Regions from separate parts of the Homo sapiens genome. Here region 2 is linked to region 1. A link is a contact called in ENCODE Hi-C data. All regions are on one chromosome and are shown on one strand. The core of a region is the stretch at or near the end of the contact, and the rest is flanking DNA. Distances in the headings are between cores, read along the strand shown. Region 1 overlaps DAPP1 (dual adaptor of phosphotyrosine and 3-phosphoinositides 1). Region 2 has its middle 180 kb from the start of TET2.

Region 1 (2,762 bases), core at 112-2,611:
ATTAGTGGATTTCAAAAAAGTGAGCATTCTCCCTACTCTCTGATACTACCCAATTAATGAAAGTAACCAAGCAAAGTCTTTGCATTACTAAGTGAACATGACCTGAACAAGCTGGTGCTCACAAGTGATTGCCTCCTTCCCCTTCCATCTGGAGAGGGGAGCCTCCAGGCAGAAAAAGGGCTCAGCCCAGGGGGTCCAGGCATGGGGGGCTGGGGAACTTTGTTCCAAGGGCTCAGAGCAGTTCTGAGTCTATGTTTCTGACATTTCCTTCTTGAAATCCTTCCCTCAATCAATCAGTCAATCAGAAACTAGAAACTAACTACAAAAAGAGGCAACTTAAGGGGATTTTTTTTCTTCTTGCTATGGTTTCTTGCTTTTAATTTTACTAGGGTCTTTTCTATAGCAAGCCTAAGATTGTACCAGACATGGAAGAGATGTAAAGAATTCAGCAATTCATTCAACGAATATTTACAGAGCTTTGCACTCTGCCAGGCACTTGTCTAGGTACTGGGAATGCAATAGCACACAAAGGAGTTTAAATGCTCTTATCGAGCTTATGTTCTAGGTAGAGGAGACAGAAAAAAAATTTAAAAAATATTTTATGTGTGAGAAGTGTTATGGAAAAAATGAATAGGGCATGGTAAAGGGATAGAGAATAGAAAAGGTAGGGTTGGGAGAGGGTGATATTTTACAAGGGTCATCAGGAAGGGCGTCTTTGAAAAGATTTGAAAGATCTGGAGAGTATAGAACCTGAATTAGAGTAAGAGTGAGAAAATGAAAAAGAAAAATGTCTCCTCTGTGGTTAAAAAACACCCTAATGTTAATGATAAATCTACACAAAACAGGCCGGGCACAGTGGCTCACATCTGTAATCCCAGCACTTTGGAAGGCTGAGGTGGGTGGATCATGAGGTCAGGAGATCGAGAGCATCCTGGCCAACATAGTGAAACCCCATCTCTACTAAAATACAAAATAAAAACAAAAATAAATTAGCCGAGCGTGGTGGCAGGCACCTGTAGTCTCAGCTACTCGGGAGGCTGAGGCAGGGAAATTGCTTGAACCCGGGAGGCGGGGGTTGCGGTGAGCCGAGATCGCACCACTGCACTCCAGCCTGAGTGACAGAGTGAGACTCTGTCTCAAAAAAAAAAAAAAAAAAAAAAAACTACACAAAACAAAACCTGTCTATGATACTTGAATACATACAATGTCTGACTGCAAAAACAGAACTGTGGCTTTTGATACTTGGGCCCAGATAAGGTGCTGCTGTAAAATGAAAAGCTGTTGAGAAAAGCCAGAAGAGGGTGTCTGATCTCGACCTCAGAGAAGAATGAAAGCCTCTGGCCCTTCCTCTTTCTGTCTCTCATTGGCATTGCAGCATTGGGATCACAATGAAAAACAGATTTTGCCATTATCAGAACCGTCCCATTCTTGCACATTGTGCTCTCTTTTGTCAATGTGATCTTCCCATAAGAACAGATCCAGTCATATGAGGAGAAGGGGCCGGCTACAGTTTTACAGTCAGAATGAAAGCAGCAGTACCTATATCAAGAGTAGCTGCTGTGCAGGCTCAGGGGCTCTGTGAACACAGTGCTCACATTGTAGATGCATGGTAAATTCAGCGCTGGCTCCCAACCCTAAGAAACACTCCCAGTGATGTGCTTCATAGTCACTCTGGACCCTTGGAAAGAGCACTGGATGCACAGGCAGAGGAACAGGGTTCAATTGTCACTACCGCCATTCAGTACTTATCGGCCTTGGACAACCATTACAAGCTTCTGCTCCTTACTAGTGAGAATAATTATGCTTCCTTCAGAAGGCACCAAATAAATGTTTGTGGGAGAATGATAACATATTAGATATTATTATTCTTTGACAGAATATTTTTAAATCCTTAAATAAAATTTGAATGATTGCATCTTTGGGGACATGGATTTTGAAATCTTAAAAAAGACCTAGACGCAACATTCTGCTAGGAATAAAAATGGTGGTAGTCTAGTAATCACTACTTGTGATTAACTATAGTTAAATTGGTGCCTCTCAAACACTTTCACCTTACAGAAGAGGAGAGGGGAACTGAAGCCTAGGGATCAAAGCAGCTCCCAAATTAGATACATTTTGAACTCTTATACTTTATCTTCAAAGTTGATGCTTAATTTTCATTCTACTTCATATATTTAATACTTAATATGAAAATAATGCTTTAAATGACACTCCAGAAAGATGTACTTAGTTGATACGACCAGGCACACACTTCACATAATAATACCTGTGTTAATTTTTTTTTTTTGAGGCGGAGTCTTGCTCTGTCACCCAGGCTGGAGTGCAATGTCACGATCTCAGCTCACTGCAACGTCTGCCTCCCAGGTTCAAGCGATTCTCCTGCCTCTGCCTCCCAAGTAGCTGGGAATACAGGCATCCACCACCACACCGGGCCAATTTTCGTATTTTCAGTAGAGACGGGGTTTCGTCATGTTGGCCAGACTGGTCTCGAACTCGTGACCTCAGGTGATCCACCCGCCTCGGCCTCCCAAAGTGTTGGGATTACAGGCGTGAGCCACTGTGCCTGGCCTAATTTTTTATTGCTATTGTAGCAAATTGCCACAAACATAACAGCTTAAAACAACTCAGATTTATCATCTTACAATTCTGGAAGTCAGAAGTTCGAAATGGGTCTCACTAGTCTAAAACTGGCAAGGCTGCTTTCCTAGTGGAGGCTCTAGGGAGGATTCATTCCTTTGCATTTTCCAGCTTTCAGAGGTGCC
Region 2 (2,762 bases), core at 120-2,619, 5.1 Mb before region 1:
CTTTATCTGTACATATGATAATTTTATTGGATTATGTCTACCCAAATTCACAGCTGAGAAAATATTTCAGATTAATATCAGATATTATTCAGGGCAATTGGACAGAAGCACACTTATTCATCTTGATGGAAAAAATGAATTTAAGGGGGCCTCTTCTCTTGGAAGTTTATTCGTTTTCTATCCAGTGTGAATTAATCAGAATAAAACTTTTAAAAAATCTGAAAAAAATGTTTAAACTCTTTTTAAATATATATTTGATTTTTAAAATTTGCAAATGGGTAAATATTTTTAATTTTTAATTTTTTTTTTTTTTTTGAGACGGAGTTTCCCTCTTTTGCCCAGGCTGGAGTGCAGTGGCAGGATTTTGGCTCACTGCAACCTCTGCCCCCCAGGTTCAAGTGATTCTCCTACCTCAGCCTCCTGAGTAGCTGGGATTATAGGCACCTGCCACCACGCCCAGCTAATTTTTATATCTTTAGTAGAGACGAGGTTTTTGCCATGTTGCCCAGGCTGGTCTCAGACTCCTGACCTCAGGTGATCCACCTGCCTCGGCCTTCCAAAGTGCTAGGATTACAGGTGTGAGCAACCTCACCTGGCCTATTTTTATTTATTTTTTTAACATTTATTTTAAGTTCAGGGGTACATGTGCAGGTTTGTTACCTAGGTAAACTTGTACTTTTTAACTTTGAGGAACCGTTTTCCATAATGGCTATACTAATTTACATTCCCACCAACAGTGTACAAAGTTTCCTCTTCCACTGACATCCTGCGTGGTCTGTGTTCTTTGAATGGAGACCAGGGACCAGGAACTAGTCTGCAGTGAGCAGGGTGTGAGGCCAAGGCACAAATCACGTGTGTGTTTATATCTGTATAACAAGAAAATGTGCCGCAGGCAGTTTTAACTTGTCTAGTCCCTTTCTTTACTCTTGAAAAACCAGTCCTAGAGTACTTTGGGGAAGAAGCCCAGAGTGGCAATTAATGTTATTCACCCTCCTCCCACTCTGTAAATATGGGCTTTTCCCATGGTTAAGCAGAGGCTGTTTATTAATTTTTTCCTGTACTTTCTCCCTCAGTGATCTCCTGCACTCGTGTGTCCCCATGAATGTGCCCAGCTGTGTGTTAGTCCAGTAATTGCTGTGCTTTAAAGCATCTTTTCTTCTCCCCCTTGAATTAAATCTGTCAATTGTGAACCAGTAAACCAGTTTTCTCAAGAATTTTCAGTGGTTTCTTATAAAATTAGGCCACCAGTACTTTCACTCTTTGTCAATCAAAAGGAGGAAATTCAAGCGAAGTCAAGGTGCATATGTTAGTGAAAACTGAACTCCGGATTGGATGTCAGGTTCTTGTTTCAGCTCTGCCTTTAACAAGCTGGGTGGTGTTGTGCAACTTAGTTTCCTTATTACTAGCATGGAGGGGTGGGACTAGAAGACTTCTAGTTTCCTCCCAGCTCAATGAAAGCAAAGAATGCTTTCTTCTTAAGTTTTATTAGTGTTTCTCAGTATTTCTTTAACCTTCCGTGGATGAACTGCCTGATACACTGGAAGTGCACAAATAGATTTAAAAGTTTCACTTATGAGGTAGGTAATTAGGTTTTATCCAGTTGCTTACAGCATGCTAGGTATTGAGGGGAAAGTTAACTAGTTTTATCAGCCCCTGGTTTGAGTAAGTAGTAGTCAGTGTTTTGAGGAGTTGGGACTAGAAGAAAGAAAGGAGATTTGTTAAAAAATAAAGGTGGGCTGCTGTGTACCTAAGCAAGGACATCAACCTTCAGTTATCAAACAATAATAATTCACAGAATGGTTTTCAGAAAATCTAAACATAGCAATTAAAAATTTCAAGCTGAGATTTGAAGAAATCTGGAAGTTTATCCTTCTGTCTCAGGAAGATTTTATATTTCTGTTTTAGCATTTGAAACTCCAGCTCCTGCCGAATGCTTCTGGTTTCAGAGAGCTCACAATATTATAAGTCCAACTGTTTTGTTTCCAGTGTTGATACACTTTACATGGGTACTGTGTTTTCCAGAGAGTGGAAAAGCACTTTGATTATATACAATACTCATGTGTGTATGATGGGAAAAGATAGTCACTCTATTTTCTTTTTTAGGGGAAGATTAACATTCAACTAAAGGATACTCTGAATGATCATTCTACTTGTGCATCTGACAGGTTAGAAACAGACTGCGAGATTACAATATATTACTACTAATTATTTCTCATATTTTCAACCTTGATATGAGCTATTTTATGATAAGCCCTTGTCTCCAGGAACCTGGAAGTTTCAAGAGCTCTAAAACAATCATTCATAGCAGACTTCTTTACCGTGAGGCTATTCCTGTGTTCATGTTAAGATCACATCATTCTGAGGAACATGGCTCAAAAGAATTAATTTCAAGAATAAGTAACATTGTCTAACATTCTGGCCGTAGAAGTGTTTTCTCTTCCTATATCATGTTTTCCACTTGCGAGGAAAATTTTTAATGAAAAACACTTTGGCAGCAAAAAGAACAAAGCTGGAGGCATTGTACTACTTGCCTTCAAAATAGTATAGTAATCAAAACAGCATGATACTGGCATAAAAACAGACACATAAACCAATGGAACAGAGTAGAGAGCCCAGAAATAAATCCACATATATATGGCCGTTTGATTTTTGACAAAGATGCCAAGAAAACACAGTGGGAAAAGGTCAGTCTCTTCAATAGATAGTGTTGACAAAACTGTGTATCTACGTGCAGAATAAAAATGGTCCCTTTTCTCACCATA

Evidence for each region. Hi-C counts contacts between places; a loop is a spot of excess contacts on that map. Pooled maps may share reads with other maps.
Region 2: a map of naive thymus-derived CD4-positive, alpha-beta T cell shows a loop between it and region 1 (13-fold over the local background). The contact joins two enhancer-like sites. A Hi-C loop is called at or near these places in 1 of 168 maps with a recorded cell type or tissue (naive thymus-derived CD4-positive, alpha-beta T cell), 1 of 37 single-sample maps with no recorded cell type and 3 of 50 pooled maps.

Annotation. Positions count from the first base shown.
Region 1 is chr4:99,849,935-99,852,696 of GRCh38, reverse strand. All of the region lies in intron 3 of DAPP1 (dual adaptor of phosphotyrosine and 3-phosphoinositides 1), which reads right to left. Among named protein-coding and RNA genes, the nearest start is that of DAPP1, 34 kb to the right of the region's middle. Within about 2 kb of position 1,361, at least 2 of the 41 ENCODE cell types and tissues checked have a DNase peak (open chromatin) inside an H3K27ac peak, as active enhancers do.
Region 2 is chr4:104,965,423-104,968,184 of GRCh38, reverse strand. No RefSeq gene overlaps it. Among named protein-coding and RNA genes, the nearest start is that of TET2, 180 kb to the left of the region's middle. Within about 2 kb of position 1,369, at least 11 of the 41 ENCODE cell types and tissues checked have a DNase peak (open chromatin) inside an H3K27ac peak, as active enhancers do.